5 separate regions of the Homo sapiens genome follow, and regions 1, 2, 4 and 5 are each linked to region 3. Evidence: chromatin contacts called from ENCODE Hi-C or POLR2A ChIA-PET data. All regions are on one chromosome and are shown on one strand. The core of a region is the stretch at or near the end of the contact, and the rest is flanking DNA. Distances in the headings are between cores, read along the strand shown.

Region 1 (3,700 bases), core at 608-3,107, 140 kb after region 3:
CAGTGGTGCCATCTTGGCTCACAGCAACCTCCACCTCCTAGGGTCAAGTGATTCTCTTGTGTCAGCCTCCCAAGTAGCTGGGATTACAGGCACCCGCCACCACGCCCGGCTAATTTTTGTATTTTTAGTAGGATGGGGTTTTTCCATGTTGGCCAGGCTGGTCTCAAACTCCCAACATCAGGTGATCCACCCACCTGCCTCGGCCTCCCAAAGTGCTGGGATTACAGGAGTGAGCCACCGCGCCCGGGCAATAAGTATTTTTAAAAAGCCATAAGAACTAATAAGTGAATTTAGCAAGCCTGTAAAATAGAAGGTTACTATACAAAAGCACGTTCTTATCTATTAGTAGCAAACAATTGGAAAATTAAAATTTTTAAATTTTATTTAAAATAGCATCACAGGCCGGGTGCCTGTAATCCTTGCATTTTGGGAGGCCAAGGTAGGCGGATCACCTGAGGTCAGGGGTTCCAGACCAGCCTGGCCAACACGGTGAAATCCCATCTTTACTACAAACACAAAAATCAGTAGGTCGTGGTGGCGTATGCCTGTAATCCCAGCTACTCGGGAGGCTGAGGCAGGAGAATCGCTTGAACCCAGGAGGCGGAGGTTGCAGTGAGCTGGTATTGCGCCACTGTACTCCAGCCTGGGCAACAGAGTGAGATTCCGTCTCGAAATAAATAAATAAATAAATAAATAAATAAATAAATAAATAAATAAATAAATAAATAAAATAGCATCACAAAAAATACAACATTTAGAATAAATTTAACAAAAGATGTGCAAAACTTCTATTCTGAAAATTACAAAACAGGTCGGGCGCAGTGGCTCACACCTGTAATCCCAGCACTTTAGGAGGCCGAGGTAGGAGGATTGCTTGAGTCCAGGAGTTTGAGACAAGCCTGGGTAAGATGGCAAAACCCTGTTGCTACAAAAATAAAAATAGCCAGGCGCGGTGGCTTATGTCTGTAATCCCAACACTTTGGGAGGCTGAGGCGGGGAGATCACTTGAGGTCGAAATTCGAGACAAGCCTGAGCAACATGGTGAAACCCTGTCTCTACAAAAAATACAAAAATTAGCCGGGCGGGTGGCGGGCGCCTGTAATCCCAGCGACTTGGGAGGCTGAGGCAGGAGAATTGCTGTCCGGGAGGCGGAGGTTGCAGTCAGCTTCGACCGCAGCCTGGGAGAGCAAAACTCCTTCTCAAAAAACAAAAACAAAGGGAGAAGAAGAAAAAGAAAAAGAAAAAAGAAAAACATGCCAAAAACACATAGTAACTGAAGGGAAAGGAATCTGCCAGCTTCCCACTATGGGAAAATCTGCCACTGTGGAAGCTGGCAGATTTTAAAAGTTTGGCAAACGGAAGCTGATGGAATTTCGATTTGATGGTTTCTATTTAGCTTCGTAAAATAGGCCTGGCATAAGGGGATTTGCTGTGAGTCAAGGTCTGAGGAAAGCGCCAGTTTGCAAAGCCGTTTTGGAAAACTGGAGCGTGGGGGTGTGTGCAGGGTGAGGGGAGGAGGCCTAGTCTGGTCCACCTTAGGTCTAGCAGAGACTACGTGGAGCTTTGAGCCGAATGCCCTGGTGAGCTGCCATGGCAACACAGCCGTGGGCACAGGCCCACGGCAACCCATCACTGAACAGAGTTGTGGCGTTTCAACAGAGAGTCTGGGACATCAGGCAACGTGGCGACCCGAAGCAGCCAAAATGAGACCTCGACAGCAAAGGCCTCGACAGCGGAGCCCGGACCTTTGCAAAATCTGCAAGTAACGCCAACGTCACAAAGCGCGACCGAGCCCTGTACGTCATCGTTCCGCGACGCCGACGCGGTGAGATGACGCCCTCCCGGAAGTGACCTCTAGAGCGGTGGTGAAACTGGCAGTTGACGGCTCCTGGGACTAGATCCCGCGAGGTAGCCCCCGAACTATTTCTCTACGTTTTCTCTTGATCCTCCCGAAATCTTCCAGATCCGCGTAGTGAGGAATCGTCTCCACCGTCATGGGGGGCGGAGACCTGGTGAGTGGAGGGAGGCCTGGGCGGGGGAGGACTGAGGCCGGGACGGAAATTGGCAGGGGGTGGGGGTAGAGGAAGGAGTGGATAACCATGGCAACGCAGCTTTGCTTTCGCCGGGAGGAGGCCGTTGCCCTGAAGAGGGGATGGATCCTTAGGGCAATGGAGGGGTGGGACTGAGATTTGGGAAAGTCCGAGGTGTGTCGCGAACAGTGACAGGTGGTGTTTGCGTGTTTGTTGACTGCGGCTCTACCGGCTGTAAATTCTGGGAAGACCGGGGAGGGGGCGGATGGAGCCATGGCTAGGAAAGGAGGTAGATATGGAGGACGTGTCACCACACTTTGTTTTGTATATCTTGTCTTGCCACACACCTCTCTTCCTTGGGTGAGAGTTCAGAGTCATGTCCTGGACTGAAGTAGGGGTGGTTTGTGCCCCATTCTCCCTACCCTAAGCCATGCCCTGGGGTCGTTTTTTATTTTTTATTTTTTTGAGACGGAGTTTCTTGTTGCCCAGGCTGGAGTGCCATGGCGCGATCTCGGCTGACCGCAACCTTTCCCTCCTGGGTTCAAGCGATTCTCCTGCCTCAGCCTCCCGAGTAGCTGGGATTACAGGCATGCGCCACCACACCCGGCTAATTTTGTATTTTTAGTAGAGACAGGGTTTCTCCATGTTGGTCAGGCTGGTCTCGATCTGCCGACCTCAAGTGATCCGCCCGCCTCGGCCTCCCAGAGTGCTAGGATTACAAGGGTTAGCCACAGCGCCCGGCCCTGGGGTCCTTTTTAAGCCTGAAGGGATCTTCCTGTCCATCTTTCTGACTTCCACACCTCCTTCAGTGCTGGATTCTGATCTGTAGTGGCAGAGCTTGCTTTTGAATTCATACCACTTAATATAAGTTATGTGGCAATGTCTCTTAAACTGAAACGTTCATTTGTAAAGCGCTAAGGCCCCAAATAGGGTAAATGTACCCACAAGAGCATGGGGCAAGGTTGGGAAAATGCTAGCCTCCGGAAAGTGGAGCTAATTGAACCAGCAAGTAGATCAGCTTAGCCGCCTGCCCAGTAAACCTATTAGTTTGTCATGTGTTCTCAATCACAGTGAGTGCCAGGACTCCATCTAGTTTCATCCAATTTAGTGTATTCTTCACATAACTGCATTTAAGGACAGGAAAGCTCTAATCCAGGGTTTCTCAACATTAGCGCTCTTGACAGTTTGGCCTAGATAATTCTTTGGGGGTGTGTGGTAGTGGTGGTAGTTGGGCTGTCCTGTGCATTGTAGAATGTTTAGCAGCATCACTGGCCTCTAGCCACTAGACTGGAGCTATCCACTAACACCCGTCTCCACCAGTTGTGACAGCCAAAAATGACTCCAGAAGATTTTCTCCCTGGGGAGCAAAATAATCTATGCTTGAGGCAGGGAGGACAAGATGGGAAGGGTTAGAGGGAGAAAGAGGGAGGGAGTGAGGGAGGAAGGACGGAAGGATGGACGGATGGTCAGACCAACTGACGGACTGACCCACAACCAACCAACTGAATGACCTGACGAAGGGGAGAGGCAGGACAAGGAGGGGAAGAGAAAAGGAAGAAAAGGGAGCTCTCATTGACCGAACATTTTCCACATGCCAAGTACCTTGTGGACATGATCTTATTTTCTTAATTGGTCTCCTGGTCCTCTCCAGTCCATTCTCTTTTCTTTTT
Region 2 (3,760 bases), core at 982-3,481, 150 kb before region 3:
CAACATGGTGAAACCTTGACTCTACAAAAAATTTAAAAATTAGCTGGGTGTTTGGCCAGGTGCAGTGGCTCATGCCTGTAATCCCAACCCTGTCTCTACTAAAAATACAAAATTATACAAAATTAGCTGCGCGTGATGGCGCATGCCTGTAATCCCAGATACTTGGGAGGCTGAGGCAGGACAATCACTTGAACCCGGGAGGTTGCAGGGAGCCGAGATTGTGCTATTGCACTCCACCCTGGGCAACAGGAGCAAAACTCTGTCTCAAAAAAAAAAAAAAAAAAAAAATTAGCTGGGTGTGGTGGCATATGCCTGTGATCCCAGCTACTCAAGAGGCTGAGGCGGAAGGATCACTTGAGCCCTGGAGGTCGAGGACTGAGGCTGCAGTGAGCCATGATCAGGCAAGAGAGTGAGACCCTGTCTCAAAAAAAAAAAAAAAACCTAAAATAAATAAAAATAGAAAACTTGGAGTCAGTGGAAAAGAATGTTTAAGATAAAGAAGTTTGCTAATCATCATGTGATCTGCCAATCATATCATGCCATGTATCGTATGATCTGCCAGAGTCACATCATCTCATGCCTTATCTGATATGTCATGTGATATGTCAGAGCAAGACTCAATATGCTGGGTCAGGCCAGGCGCAGTGGCTCACACCTGTAATCCCAGCACTTTGGGAGCCCGAGGAGGGTGGATCACCTGAGGTCGGTCTCTACTAAAAATACAAAATTTAGCCGGGCGTGGTGGCGGGTGCCTGTAATCCCAGCTACTTGGGAGGCTGAGGCAGGAGAGTCGCTTGAACCTGGGAGGCAGAGGTTGCCGTGAGCCGAGGTGGTGCCATTGCACTCCAGCCTGTGTTACATGAGCGAAACTCCATCTCAAAAAACAAAACAAAAAAGCGCTGGGTCAGAGTGGCCTGCAGGGGTGCGTGATTTAACCCGTGCCTGTCATGGCCTTAGGTCCTCTTTATAATTTGATATCATATTGCCACAGAGTCCATTCTGTCTGTCTTCTGATCTCTATTTTAATATTAATGCTGGTAGTTGTGTCTAAACTGCAAAAGGGAGGGGTTACAATGAGGTGTGTCTGGTCTCCCATCCCATTATGGCTGGGAACTCAGCTTTTCTGGGGTCTCATTGGCCAAGAGGGGGTCCATTCAGTTGGTTGGGGGACTTAGGATTTTATTTTTAGTTTACAGTGGCTGATGTGTTGCCAGGGAAAAGTTCTCCCAGAAATTTAGTTTCTCAGTTCTCTCTTCTCATTCATATTCTTTTTAAAAATGAAGTTAAAAAAAAATTTTTTTTGAGACAGGGTCTCACTCTGTCGCCCAGGCTGGGGTGCAGTGGTGCGATCTTGGCTCACTGCAGCTTCAACTTCCCAGGCTCAAACGATTCTCCTGCCTCAGACTCTGAATAGCTCGGACTATGGGAGCACGCCATCACCCCTGGCCAGTTTTGGTATTTTTTGTAGAGATGGTGGTTTCAACATGTTGCCCAGGCTGGTCTCGAACTCGTGAGCTCAAGTGATCCACCCACCTGGGTCTCCCAAAGTACCAGCATTACAGGCCTGAGCCTCCACGCCCGATCTAATTTAATTTTTTAATTGACAAATAATTGTACATATTCATGGGGTACATAGTAATGTTTCAATACATATAATGTATAGTGATCAGATCAGGGTAATTTGCACATTCATAATCTCAAACACGTACCCTTGCTTTGTGGTGGGCTCATTCACACTCTTGCTGTCTGTACCAGTGAAGGACTGCCTGGGCTCACCCTGGAGGTTTTTCCTCTGATCACCTCATAAGCAAGGCTATTCTATTTAAGGTCCTTTTGGTTCTGAGGAGCTATTTGAGCTGTCCCACAGAGAAGGATTATCGTGAGGGTGCAGAAGACGATCATGGGAGACCCAAGGGCTGGACATGAAGGACAGCCAGACCTCAAGGAAGCTGGAAAGCTGTTGGGAACCAGGTCCCCTCCCCCAGTTCTTGCCTCCTTTTCATTAATTCATCATATGTTTATTGAAGCCAAATGTATATAAGGTCTGCCTTTCCTTTCTGTGGATCAGAAGTCTTCTGCAGACAGCTCAGGATGGTTTCGGTTCCTTTTTTTCTTTTTTTCTCACAGACTCTGTTCATCTTGAATGGTTTCAGTTCCTAAGTCTCCAAGATCTTTCAACTCAGCTCTCTTGCTGCCAGCTTCTCAGTTTCCCAATTTCACCCTCCCGGGTGGTGATCTGATTGGCTCAGGCTGCACAAGCTGTAGATTGTAGGCTTCCAATAGATGAGCTGCTTTTGAATCATGTGATTACCTATGTCCAATCAGTCTGAGGAAGCACAGGGTCATGTAGGAGACTGTGATGGGTGTAGTCAACTCAGCAGGGCCTACGGGTCTGGGGGCAAACGTCATTGGGATGGGGATGGAGCATCCTAAAACATGTCTGGTACAAGGATATTATTTAAAATATAATGTCACACCTGAAATTTTAGTTAGCAGGGCTCCATACAACATTGATGTTTCAGGAGCATCAGAAATTGTAGACTAGGCGGACATGGTGGCTCATGCTTGTAATCCCAGCACTTTGGGAGACCAAGGTGGGTGGATCACCTGAGGTCAGGAGTTCAAGAACAGCCTGGCCAACATGGTAAAACCCCTGTCTCTATTAAAAATACAAAATTAGCTGGGTGTGGTGGTATGCACCTGTAATCCCAGAGACTCTGGAGGGTGAGGCAGGAGAATCGCTTGATCCCAGGAAGCAGAGGTTGCAGTAGCCCAGATCTCACCATTGCACTCCAGCCTGGGCGACAAGAACGAAACTCCATCTCAAAAAAGAAGAAAAGAAAAGAGAGAGAGACAGACAGACAGAGAGAGAAAGAAAGAAAGAGAAAGGAAGGAAGAGATTGAGAGGAAGGAAGGAAGAGATTGAGAGAGAGAGAGGAAGGAAGGAAGGAAGGAAGGAAGGGAGGGAGGGAGGGAGGGAGGGAAGGAATTCTAGACTAAAAGGACTGGCTCTAGAACGCCGCGGGTAGGTGGCAATAGCTTTCATTGCATCACTGATGCTCAGCCCTGAGGAACCTGGGTAAACTCTGGCCTCATAAAGAACTGGATGGAGACAATCAATACAGGCAATGGAGCAGCCCTGCCCCAGCTGAAGTCTCTTCTTTTTCATTCCACAAGGCCTGAGTGGTTGGCAGAACTGTTGCACCTCCCTGGGCATGTGGACAGATTGGAGGATGCTGGCCAATCAAACCCTTTACTCAGCTCTGCTTCCAGAAAGTAAAAGGCATGTCTCTTGGTTTTGTTTTGTGACAATGTCTTGCTCTGTTGCCCAGGCTGGAATGCAGTGGCATGATCATGGCTTACTGCAGCTTTGATCCCTTGGGATCAGGCAATCCTCCTGCCCCAGCCTCACAAGTAGCTGGGACTACAGGTGCATGCCACCATGCCCAGCTAATTTTTGCATTTTTTTTTTTGTAGACTTGGGGGGAGGGTCTCACTATGTTGCCCAAGCTGGTCTTGAACTCCTGGATTCAAGCGATGTTTCTGCCTCAGCCTCCCAAAGTGCTTCTTGTCTTTTGAGAGTACTGGTTCATTGGTTGGATTCAGATGGCAAGTGGACATTGCGGTTGACTTTTCAACATATATTTTACCTTACAGCCTTGTACAATAGGAATGGGATCTTGGGTTCCATGATAATCCTACCCCCCAGCTGGTGTTTGGTTTAGGTGGAAGCTGTTTAGCATCTAGGGCTTCCTAGTCC
Region 3 (3,819 bases), core at 221-2,720:
AGCCGAGATCGTGCCACTGAACTCCAGCCTGGGCGACTGAGCAAGACTCTGTCTCAAAAAAAAAAAAAAAAAAAAAAAAGGCCAGGAGTGGTGGCTCACACCTGTAATCCCAGCACTTTGCAGTGCTGAGGTACGCAGGTCACCTGAGGTCAGGAAAAAAAAAGATACAAAGCCAAATGGATGAATATATGTGACTATATAAAATAACAGCATGCCAACTAATCCTAAATTTCCACTCAGTCTTTATGTAGTTCCTTATATATTTTGTGTTGGGTATAATGTAGAATTGATCTACAAAAGTAGAATCTTTCCCCCATTCCCTCTTCCCTCAGCCCTTCTCCTGACTGGCTCCTTCTCCTCCATCAGTTCTCAAATCGTCATATCAAAGGGACCTTGAGTATCAGTCTATCTAAAGTAGCTCTCCGCCAACACACACACACCCCATCATTCTGTCTTATTTCCTCTGTCACGCTGCTCTCACCGGAACTGCTCTCAACATCTGTAGATGCTCTGTCTGTTCATTCTATCTTCCCCATTAGGCTAATAAACTCCATTAAAGCAGGAAACGTATCTGTCTTGTTCTCTATTCCATCCTTAGGGCCTACTCCTGTGCCCGGCCCAGAGCAGGCTTCAATAAATAGTTACAGAATGAATGAAGAAATGAATGAATGAGAATTTAATCTTCTAGCCAGGAAGGCCTAGCTAGAAAGATTTGTCTTGATTTCATCTTGAGAGGATGGAGACACACATCTTCCTTTGATTCCAGACAGATTTATTATTTATGTGTTTATTTAGAGACCGGGAGCGGGGTTATGGCTGGGGGTGGGGGTCTCCCTATGTTGCCCAGGCTGGTCTCAAACTCCTGGACTCAAGGGAGCCTCCCGCCTCGGCCTCCCAAAGTGTTGGGATTACAGGCGTGAGCCACCGCACCGGCAAGACAAATTTAAAAAGGAATGTCTGGAGGTTTTTTTCCACCAAAAGGTTTGATGAAACCCCTTGTAACTTGCCCTACTGGAGTCAGTGGGGGTGGGAGGAACTCAAAAATTGTCTCAAAACTAGGTGAAGGGAAAGGCAGTGGAGCAGAGACGTGGCTCGCCACGTTCAGGATCTTGGGCTACACCCTCCCCTTCCCCACACCGTAACGGCTCCAGCCCCTTCTTGTCTTCAGCTTGGAGCGAAGGGTGGCTGAGGCCTGAGTTTGGGCTCCAGGAACCTCGCCCTTGTTAGTTATTCATGAGACGGAGGGCACCATGGGAGCTGGCTCTCTTGCTATTCATAAAGCGGGGAGGCGGGAGGCGGGGGGGAACCTCCTTCCCGCTAGGGCTTCTGGGAAGATCTACAATATTCATGAGGGAGGCGGGCACTACGAGAGCTGAGGCTGCTTGCTATTCATGAGGGGGCGGGCCTCCTTCCCGCGGGGGCTCTTGGGAAGATTCTACAATATTCTAGAGGCCGCGGGGACGCCTGGTGGGTAGGGCTGCAGCTCCGGAGCCTACGGGAGTGTGACCCTCTCGCCTCCTGGCGGGAAGCTCTTGAGGAGATATTTTCTTTTCTAAACACTAAGAAATTTGAGGATGGTGGGGCAAAACGACTAACTCCCACTTTCCTGTGACTCTGTAGCCGGAAAAACTGTCAAAATCTGTGGTAAAAGAGGGTTTTTTTTCCCAGTATTTTATTGCGATAATTTCATCTTTCATGGACTGAAGGGAGCGAAACATGTACCCCGTGTGGTCTGATTCTCCTGTTGACCAGTTTGTCCTTTAGGCTTCCCTAGTTTGCGGCTTTGGAGATGTTTGGGGGCAGCTGCCCGACAGATGGGGTGGGGCCCTTACAAGAGTTTTATGTTAAAACAGACATCCCTGTGAATGTAGTTTTTATCTTAAAGGTGTGGGGGGCGGGGAGGTTCATCCAATTGAACCCTCAAAACCTTTCACGCGCGGTCAAAATTAGTGGGATAGAACAGGGGGCATGAAACATCATTTTATTATTATTATTTGGGGCTGTGATTCTTATTCGCTAGAGGGGTGAGCGGAAACCAGAAATAATTTAGGATTATACCTTTAGAATTTTCACAAAAGCTTGCTTTTTCCCTACGAAACGTCCAGCTCTGAGTGAGGAAAATAAGGAACTATAAGTGGAGACTTGAGTTTTAGAAGAATTTGGGCTTATCATTTTTAAATTTTTGTTTATATTTATTTTAAACATGTATGTAGTTCACAGTTGACACAGTGAAGTCCCCGCCTGGTGACTGACAGTCTTTGAAGAGCCCACGGGCCCAAGCCCCACTGTCCACATTTCTCAGAGAAACAGGAAGAAGCCAAGGCCGGATTTATGCTATTGTAATAAAAATGCTTTAAAACACCTACTGTGTTGGCCGGGTGCGGTGGCTCACGCCTGTAAATCCCAGCACTTTGGGAGGCCGGGGCAGGCGGATCACGAGGTCAGGAAATCGAGACCAGGCTGGCTAACACGGTGAAACCCCGTCTCTACTAAAAATACAGAAATTAGCTGGGCGTGGGGGCGGGCACCTGTAATCCCAGCTACTAGGGAGGCTGAGGCAGGAGAATCGCTTGAACCCGGGAGGCGGAGCTTGCAGTGAGCCGAGATCGCGCCACTGCACTCCAGCCCAGGAGACTGTGCGAAACTCCATCGCAAACAAACAAACAAAACGCCTACTGTGAAAAGTTAAGGTTACAAACAGCCTTATGGATTAAACAAATTAAGATTATTTTACTTGGTGGAATGACACATAGCCATTAAAATATGATTACTTGTAGAAGGTTATTAGCATGGAAAGAGAATTCATTGAAAAAAGCAGATTACAAAGTATTATATATAGTGATCCCTCTTTTTTGTTAAAAAGAAATATATGTATGTAAAAGTCTGAAATTATATAAACCAAAGTGTTTATAAGTGAACTTAATTTTTTTCTTCTTGTTTAGCTGTATTGTGTAAAGTTGTTATTTGTGTAATTATTTTTTTTTTTTTTTGAGGCAGATTCTTGCTCTGTCACCCAGGCTGGAGTGCAGTGGTGTGATCTCGGCTCACTGCAACCTCCGCCTCCCGGGTTCAAGCGATTCTCCTGCCTCAGCCTCCAGAGTAGCTGGGACTACAGTCGCGTGCCACCATGCCCGGCTAATTTTTTTTTTTTTTTTTTTTTTTTAGTAGAGAAGGGGTTTCACCGTGTTAGCCAGGATGGTCTCGATCTCCTGACCTCGTGATCCACCGGCCTCAGCCTCCCAAAGTGCTGGGATTAAGGCGTGAGTCACCATGCCCGGCCTATTTGTGTAATTTTAATGATAATTTTAAAATACCTCCTAATTTAAGTGTTCACTGAATACTGACCCCAATCGCTGTGGTATGGTTTCAAAGGAGGTTCAGAGTGTACTTTTCACTAAACACTAAATTTCTTTGTTATGTTTTCAAATGTGTAACCAATTTTAAATTGATGTAAGTTGATATGTAACATTTCAAGATGTATAAGTAACAATGTTACTTTAGCAATTTGTAGAAAGGAGAAAATGCATTTTGGCCAGATACAATTATATATCTTTGATGAAAATGTCTTAGTTGTTACTTCAGAAACAAGGAGCCTTCGATTGGAGTTGTAATTATGCGTATATGTATATGTATACACAAAAGACATTGTTTTCTGAATTAGAACAATAGAGTGACACAAAGTCGCTGTGTGGTACACATGTTTAAATAATTATTTAGTGTAATGGGCGGGCGTGGTGGCTTTCGCCTGTAATCCCAGCACTTTGGGAGGCTGAGGCTGGTGGCTCACCTGAGGTCAGCAGTTCCAGACCAGCCTGACCA
Region 4 (3,379 bases), core at 696-3,195, 210 kb after region 3:
AAAAGGAAATGGTGTGAGAACAGCAGTGACTGCAGAAGGGAAGGCTCACGGGAGACTTCACTGACAGGAACCCCAGGATGTCATTCTCTGACTCTACCAGACAGGAAAAAAGGGCAGGCTGGGTGAGATCTCAGTAAGTGTTATGTTCTTGAGACTCAGGGAGTTTTAAGAGAAATGAGAACATTTTCTTTTATTCTTTCTTTTTTTATTTTGTTTGAGACAGAGTCTCGCTCTGTTGCCCAGGCTAGAGTGCAGTGGCACAATTTCAGCTCACTGCAACGTCCGTCTGTCAGGTTCAAGCAATTCTCCAGCCTCAGCCTCCCGAGTAGCTGGGATTACAGGTGCCCACCACCCAGCCTGGCTAATTTTTGTATTTTTAGTAGAGACAGCGTTTCACCATGTTGGCCAGGCTGGTCTGGAACTCCTGATCTCAAGATATCCGCCCACCTCAGCCTCCCAAAGTGTTGGGATTACAGGTGTGAGCCACCGCGCCCAGCCGAAATGAGAACATTTTCTGACAGGCATCCACCCACGCTTGTGAGCTAGTCTCTCCACCTTCTAGGAAACAAATCCAGGACCTGCTGCTCCTCAGGCACCAGTACCCTGCAGGACCTGCCCCCTGTGACCACGTATTCCCTCCTGAAAACCTATCACCGTTCTTTTCCTCTCTTATTCTTCTCTGGCTTCTCTTCGCCCCTCACTGCTAAATGTAACGTTCAGCTCTCAAACTGCCGCTCATTATTTCCCTCCCTACAGACTTTGTCTCTCCAGAATCTGCTCCCATAGATTTGGCACATTGCCAATGCTTCCCCAACCCTGAGATGTAATAACAAAACCCCAACTGCTTGCAAGATGTTTCTATTGGGCTTGTCTTGTCTGCTCAAAATTGTTGTCAAAATCAAAGTCAGGCCAGGTGTGGTGGCTCATGCCTGTAATCCCAGCACTTTGGGAGGCTGAGGCAGGTGGATCACTTGAGGTCAGGAGTTCGAAACTAGCCTGGCCAACATGGTGAAACCCTGTCTCTACTAAAAATACAAAAATTAGCCAGGCATGGTGGTGCGCGCCTGTAGTCCCAGCTACTTAGGAGGCTGAGGCACGAGAATCGCTTGAGCCTGGGAGGTGGAGGTTGCAGTGAGCTGAGATCATGCCACTGAGCTCCAGCCTGGGTGACAGAGCAAGTCCCTGTCTAAAAAAAAAAAAAAGAAAGGGAAGGACATGTTTTTTGGAGGCGGCAAAGTCTCAAACTCACTGGTGGTGTGTGGTAGATGACTGACACCTTGGCCGGTCAAGACGCCGGGGTTGGATGGTCCAAGAAGAGGCCTGGGTGTGGGCGGGGACCCTTGAAACTTACACTGTCTGGACGTCAGTGGCGAGCCCGGCCAGACCGATGTACAGCCGGTCACCCATGGGAAAGATCTTCTGGAAGTCCGTGGTCACCATCTGGGCCTGGATCCCGAAGCGCCTGTCTGCAGCGATGGCCACACAGTTCTTCCCCTTCATGGCCATGACGGCCCCTCCGTTATAGGACATAATAGACTAGGACAGACAGAGCGGAGGGGTCAGCGCGGGGGGTCAAACGCTGCCACAGCCCCCGGCCCAGCTCCTGATGCGGAGGCTCCTGTACGCCCGTTCTCCATTCCGGAGGCGTCTGAACCCCTGGTTCTCCAGCTGGGATGAGCACTGTGTGGCGGCAATGAGCCGCACTCACCCTCTTGGTCCTCACCGGGGCCCGCTCCCCTCGAACTGAAACCGCTTCCTTCCATCGACCCTAGGCCCTTTTCGTCCCCAAGCCTCTCCTGACCCCCTCCGCTTCTCAATCCTTCCCCATGCCCCTTTGCTTTAACTCCCCATCTCACCATGATTGCGGTGTACTAGGATCCCTCGATCGCCAGAGCAATTCCAGTAAACCGGGTCTAGCCTTCACTGCGCAACCGCTCTCACTGCTGTCTCTTCATTGGCTGATAGGCGGACTCTTCCTGGACATCTGGGCTTTCTATTGGTCACACGTCCCTGTCGGTCACCAGTACAGGTAGTTTGGTTGCAAAGTCAAAACGGAGGCGGGAAAAGCGGAAGTGAAAAGTCACTGTGGCTGCGGAAGAGACTTGCGACACGGTGCATAGTGGGATCTCGGCGGACCTGGACTCGGGACCTCAGGGACTGGGGGCGGAGCCTGCGCGCACGTGGGCTGGTGAAACTGGGTTTAGGAAGCTGCGGCCCCAGCTGAAGGGGCACCGTGACGCTTATCAACGTGATGTATGAGTTCGTCGTATTAGTCGTGCTAGCTTATTTATTCACTCCAGAAATCCTGCGTTTACTGTGTACCAGGCACTTGCCTAGGCTCGGAATATTCACTGGCCCACAACAGTGCCTAGTATATAGGAGGCGCCCATTAAATGGAAATTTAATGATGCAGGTGGGAAGGGGAAGGCGTCGCGTGTAGGCGTCGCGGGTATTTTGCGGCTGCAGGGGTTCAGCTGTGAAAGGGAGTTTGGAAGCCGAAGCTTGTTCTGATTTGGGGGACTTCCTGCGGCCCGACTTCACGTATCCTCAATCTCAGGTCACCCTAAAAAGGGACGTTCCGCGCCTCTCCACGTTTGAGGTAGAACCTGAGGATAGCCAGAGTCGACCTCTCGCCGTTCCAATGGAGGAAGGGCGTGCACGTCCCGCGTCCTCTCCTCCCAAGCTCTTTCGCCTCCCTCCCCCATCAGGATCCTTCCCTTTCTCCCCCGGGTTCCACTTATTTCGCCCGATGGCGGCATCTCTTACGGCGTCTGCGCCGTCCAGGCTCGCTCCCATTGACTCGGCTCACTACTACGCCGGTAGTCGACTCGGTCTCTGTGGCGCAATCGGTTAGCGCGTTCGGCTGTTAACCGAAAGGTTGGTGGTTCGAGCCCACCCAGGGACGCTATGACCTTTTTTTTTTTTTTTTTTGTCTTTTGGGTTTTTTTTTTCTCCCCGGAAGATAAAAACCTAAGCCTTTTACTCAAAAGCCAAATTTTGCATTGAAATGGCAGCAGCAATACTTTTTCTAGGAGAATCACTGTTCTTGAAAATTCTTTGCTGCTCAGTCAATAATGGGATAATTTCTCCAGCACTTCCCTCCACACCCCCCCAACCCGCCTCCAAGCTAGATCGCAGGAAACCTAAAGACACAGGTTTTTGTCTCACTGTGCATGCAACACGTTTCAGGATGCATTTTTTCATAGGATTAAGAATGAATTTACAGTGGAGGTTCGACAGTTTTCTATTGTCTGCCTCAATCGATATTACAGTCTCCAAATACTACATTTGGAAGGGAAGAGAATGAGAGAGACACAGAGAGAGAAACAAGTATGAAGAGAAACAAAGGTGAGAAAGGGAGAACATTGTTGTGATACAG
Region 5 (3,531 bases), core at 898-3,397, 170 kb after region 3:
TAGATTGTGCTTACTGAGACAAATGAACGTTTACTTGATTTAGAAGATAATGTGACAGAATGATGTCAGGTTAGGTCAAAGCCAAGGGAGTGACAGAATCTGGAAAATCAAACAATACAAAAAGCCCTAAATGAACTGTTAACTATTTGATCTTTGGATGTAAAATTGTAATGCGTATATGTACAAATGTACAATTTTTACATGCTTTTAAAAAAGGTTAGCTTTGTGAAAATACCTTGTTTGGTCAATGACTTTACTGGGTAATAGAACCACATTGAACCTTGATGGCAAGTAATACAATAAGGCAGGCCAGCTCGTTTTTCTCTCTGAATCTGGCTGGTTTAGGAGGAGCCTGGGTTTATCGACGAGATCTGGAGTATCTATTCTTTTCCACTGCTTGCAGTCTCCAATGTAGGCAGTGTAAAGGTATAGTAAAATGATTTTAGGAGTCAGAACCAAATTGCCAATATGCTCCATGGCTCCTAAAGGAAAATAAAATGGAAGTTTTTATTTTGCGGCTTCACTTCTTACCGTGTAGTAACCTTACTACAATTACAGATTTTCAGGAGTTGTTTGCTAGTCTCTTTCAGTCAGGTACTAAAAAAAAAACAAAAAACAGGCTGGGCGCGGTGGCTCACACCTGTAATCTCAGCACTTTGGGAGGCTGAGGTGGGCGGATCACGAGGTCAGGAGATCGAGACCATCCTGGCGAACACGGTGAAACCCCGTCTCTACTAAAAAAATACAAAAAATTAGCCGGGCGTGGTGGCGGGCGCCTGTAGTCCCAGCTACTCGGGAGGCTGAGGCAGGAGAATGGCGTGAACCCAGGAGGCGGAGCTTGCAGTGAGCCGAGATTGTGCCACCGCACTCCAGCCTGGGTGACAGAGCGAGATTCCGTCTCAAAAAACAACAGCAACAAAACAAAACCCTCGAGGGGCCACTCTCCTGTCTTTACTCCTTTTCCCTTCTCTATTCTTTCACCAGAAGCCCTCATTTGACCAGTGAACTCCTAGGCCCTCTTGACCCGCACATTAGCTGGGCGATTTCCTTGTTCTGCTAATTCCTAATTCTGCTTAAAATGTATTTGGATTTCTGTTTTTGAACACTTATGATGCCAGGCACTGTAATGCTTGAAACCCGATCTTTCCCTAGAGAATGTAACATACGTTTTTATTCATTTAATCACTTCATTATGCCGGGGTTAATTATGTTTATTTTATAATTGGTAATAAAGGCCACATTTATTTTTGTAACTGTTTAAAGAGCGACCACCTGTGGAGTACCGTGTTTACGAATTTCCATGCAGAAAGAACAACGTTGACCTGTAATTTGTGTCGAATATATGGAGATCCCTCATCTGAGAATTATGTAACAAAGCGTGGGGCAGTTTACTCAAAGATTTTACGAAATGAGCCAGAGTAAGACGATTAGTGGGATAGGTGTCTGAAGGTGCTGGCGGCCTCTGAGCTCTGACCCTTTGCGGGGAGAACAGGCAGCAGGTGGGTGGGCGCGGGGCCCATTCATAAAAACCAGTGTTCCTGGCCTGCTTCTCTCATTGGCCCTGGGGGCAAGGGGCGTGCCCCGCGGGTGGAGCGCGCCCGGGGCCCAGCAGAGTGGGCAGATCCACGCTTAGGTGGAGCGAGGGGGCGTTCCTTGGCTTTCTAGGCTGGACTTTCTCTTCCCCTTGCTGCGTCCCTCCTCTCCCCCGGGGTGGGCATGGTACGTCCCGCCCTCCTCGCATTCCCGTCCCTCCTTCCCTTCCGGAGCGGTGGCATCGCCGCCATCTTGGCATTCGGGTTGCGGGAAAGAGCCAAACCCTGGCGTTGGGGGGCCCGGGCGGGGAGCCCCTCCCGCGGTCCACAGCGACGCCTGCCCAGCCCTCCTCCCCTTCCGGCTCCGGCACGGGGCCCCGAGGCGTTCGGAGGCCAGGCGGGTTTCTGTCAGGCCCGGGGAGGAGGGGCGGGCGGGGCGGCCGCTGCCTCCCCGGGACGGGCCGTACCACGCGGACGGGGAGGACGGGGCCAGGGGACTGCAGGGCGGCTGCACCGCCCGGGGGCGGGGTGCGGAGCGGGCCGGCGGGCTCCCCGGGGCGGGGCGGGAGGGCGGGGCGTGGGGCGGACGGAACCACCGGGGCGGGGTGGGAGGTAACGGGACGGGCGCGACCATGGCGCGGTGAGGGAGCGGGGGTGGGGATCGGTCCGGGGGAGGCCTGAGGCCGCTGGCTTGTGCGCTGTCTCCGCCGCCCCCCTCTTTCGCCGCCGCCGCCGCCGCCCCGGGCATGTCGTCCAACTGCACCAGCACCACGGCGGTGGCGGTGGCGCCGCTCAGCGCCAGCAAGACCAAGACCAAGAAGAAGCATTTCGTGTGCCAGAAAGTGAAGCTATTCCGGGCCAGCGAGCCGATCCTCAGCGTCCTGATGTGGGGGGTGAACCACACGGTAACCAGCTCCTGCGCGCCCCTCTGAGCGCGGCCCCGCGCGCTCCCACGCCCCCTGCAGCCCTGGGCCCTTGCCCCGCAGGCCCTGCCGGTGACGCCTGCCACCCCTCGCCAAGCCACTTGCACGCCCACCCCACCCTTGCACGCCTTTCGGCCCCGTGTGCACTCCCCGCACGCCACGCGAGGCCTGGTGTCTCTGTGGTCTGCCGTCGCCACCTCCCCTTCCCTCCAGCCCTTCTGGCTTCCTGCGTGTGGCGTGCTCGCTTGGGGCAGCCCATGGAGCGCAAAGGCAAGGCCTCAGTGCAGTGGAGTCGCTTTCATCCCTGCTTCTCCTCCTCCCCCCTCATCCTGTTTGTGAGGGTGTATATTCCCCCTTGTTCCTTACAGCCGGCTGCCAGCTCTGTCAAGTAGCAGTGGTCTGCCCAAATAGTCCTCTCTTTCTGATCGTTTGGTTGTTGTGGCTGCTCAAATTCTTCCATCCTCCAGGCCTCCTTACCTTTGAATGTAGAACTCCACCCTGGGTTTCCTTTTTTTTCCCTCTTGAACAAGATGTATCAACTGGAGAAGCACAGGCTTCCTTGAACCAGACACTTCACCTGGGTCTCTCTGGGTTAGGGAGAAGAAAGAATGGCTATTAACCATTTGAGAGAAGAGGATGCCTGGTTATAAGGAGGGACTATTCATAGTAGAAATAATATGTCTTCCCATAGTTTTTGAAGGTGATCATTTTAAAGATGTTGACTTATCTGTTGTGTGGCTGCAATGTTGTGATGATGCATAGTGATTATGGTCCTAGATAGGAGAGATAGGTCCCCTGGGTCCTTAGGGTGCTTTGAGATTGTTCAACAGCCCCTGCCAGGAAGTTGGATCCTGACAGTTTAAGCTGGAAGACTGTTTATGTGGTGTTTGTTCAGGGTCTTTATTCTCCCTCTTCCAACCACTTGCTCTTTGCCTTCTGACCATTTCTTTATGAATCCCCACACTAGGAATGAGCAGAGGAAGTAAAAGGACCCGAAACACCAACTTCACTAACTAGAATTTTGGAATAAGGAGGATCAAGCTTGGGTTTCCTGTGGATTTCAGTTCTTTAGGTTC

Evidence for each region. A loop is a pair of places that touch in the nucleus more often than their neighbours do. ChIA-PET counts read pairs that join two places held with the same protein, here RNA polymerase II (POLR2A). Pooled maps may share reads with other maps.
Region 1: a loop to region 3 is called in a map of B cell, with 19 times the contacts of the local background. The contact joins the promoter of CWC25 here to the promoter of FBXO47 in region 3. A Hi-C loop is called at or near these places in 2 of 168 maps with a recorded cell type or tissue (B cell and naive thymus-derived CD4-positive, alpha-beta T cell) and 9 of 50 pooled maps. POLR2A ChIA-PET finds 5 or more read pairs at or near these places in 7 of 52 experiments (CD4-positive, alpha-beta memory T cell, WTC11, activated B cell and 2 more).
Region 2: a pooled map shows a loop between it and region 3 (2.0-fold over the local background). The contact joins the enhancer-like site here to the promoter of FBXO47 in region 3. A Hi-C loop is called at or near these places in 1 of 50 pooled maps. POLR2A ChIA-PET finds 5 or more read pairs at or near these places in 6 of 52 experiments (A549, BJ, K562 and 3 more).
Region 4: a loop to region 3 is called in a map of endothelial cell of umbilical vein, with 8 times the contacts of the local background. The contact joins the promoter of PSMB3 here to the promoter of FBXO47 in region 3. A Hi-C loop is called at or near these places in 3 of 168 maps with a recorded cell type or tissue (PC-9, endothelial cell of umbilical vein and naive thymus-derived CD4-positive, alpha-beta T cell) and 7 of 50 pooled maps. POLR2A ChIA-PET finds 5 or more read pairs at or near these places in 5 of 52 experiments (BJ, CD8-positive, alpha-beta memory T cell, HEK293 and 2 more).
Region 5: a loop to region 3 is called in a pooled map, with 6 times the contacts of the local background. The contact joins the promoter of PIP4K2B here to the promoter of FBXO47 in region 3. A Hi-C loop is called at or near these places in 8 of 50 pooled maps. POLR2A ChIA-PET finds 5 or more read pairs at or near these places in 9 of 52 experiments (AG04449, GM10248, GM12878 and 6 more).

The regions. Positions count from the first base shown.
Region 1 is chr17:38,823,478-38,827,177 of GRCh38, reverse strand. It overlaps CWC25 (CWC25 spliceosome associated protein), which reads left to right and starts at 1,857. Exons shown (of 10, transcript NM_017748.5): 1 at 1,857-2,012. The coding sequence starts at 1,995. MIR4727 (microRNA 4727) reads right to left here and starts at 1,340; the gene lies at 1,286-1,340. RefSeq lists an enhancer at 2,518-3,149.
Region 2 is chr17:39,117,287-39,121,046 of GRCh38, reverse strand. All of the region lies in intron 2 of PLXDC1 (plexin domain containing 1), which reads left to right. Among named protein-coding and RNA genes, the nearest start is that of PLXDC1, 32 kb to the left of the region's middle. RefSeq lists an enhancer at 1,812-1,861. Within about 2 kb of position 2,231, at least 2 of the 41 ENCODE cell types and tissues checked have a DNase peak (open chromatin) inside an H3K27ac peak, as active enhancers do.
Region 3 is chr17:38,965,054-38,968,872 of GRCh38, reverse strand. It overlaps FBXO47 (F-box protein 47), which reads left to right and starts at 1,470. Exons shown (of 11, transcript NM_001008777.3): 1 at 1,470-1,644.
Region 4 is chr17:38,751,307-38,754,685 of GRCh38, reverse strand. PSMB3 (proteasome 20S subunit beta 3) reads right to left here and starts at 1,945. Exons shown (of 6, transcript NM_002795.4): 1 at 1,857-1,945; 2 at 1,352-1,536. The coding sequence starts at 1,859. It overlaps TRN-GTT2-5 (tRNA-Asn (anticodon GTT) 2-5), which reads left to right and starts at 2,832; the gene lies at 2,832-2,905. It overlaps LOC100287808 (a long non-coding RNA gene), which reads right to left. Exons shown (of 1, transcript NR_149004.1): 1 at 2,934-3,379.
Region 5 is chr17:38,798,172-38,801,702 of GRCh38, reverse strand. PIP4K2B (phosphatidylinositol-5-phosphate 4-kinase type 2 beta) reads left to right here and starts at 2,147. Exons shown (of 10, transcript NM_003559.5): 1 at 2,147-2,437. The coding sequence starts at 2,279. CWC25 (CWC25 spliceosome associated protein) reads left to right here. Exons shown (of 10, transcript NM_017748.5): 10 at 1-1,262. RefSeq lists an enhancer at 2,152-2,970.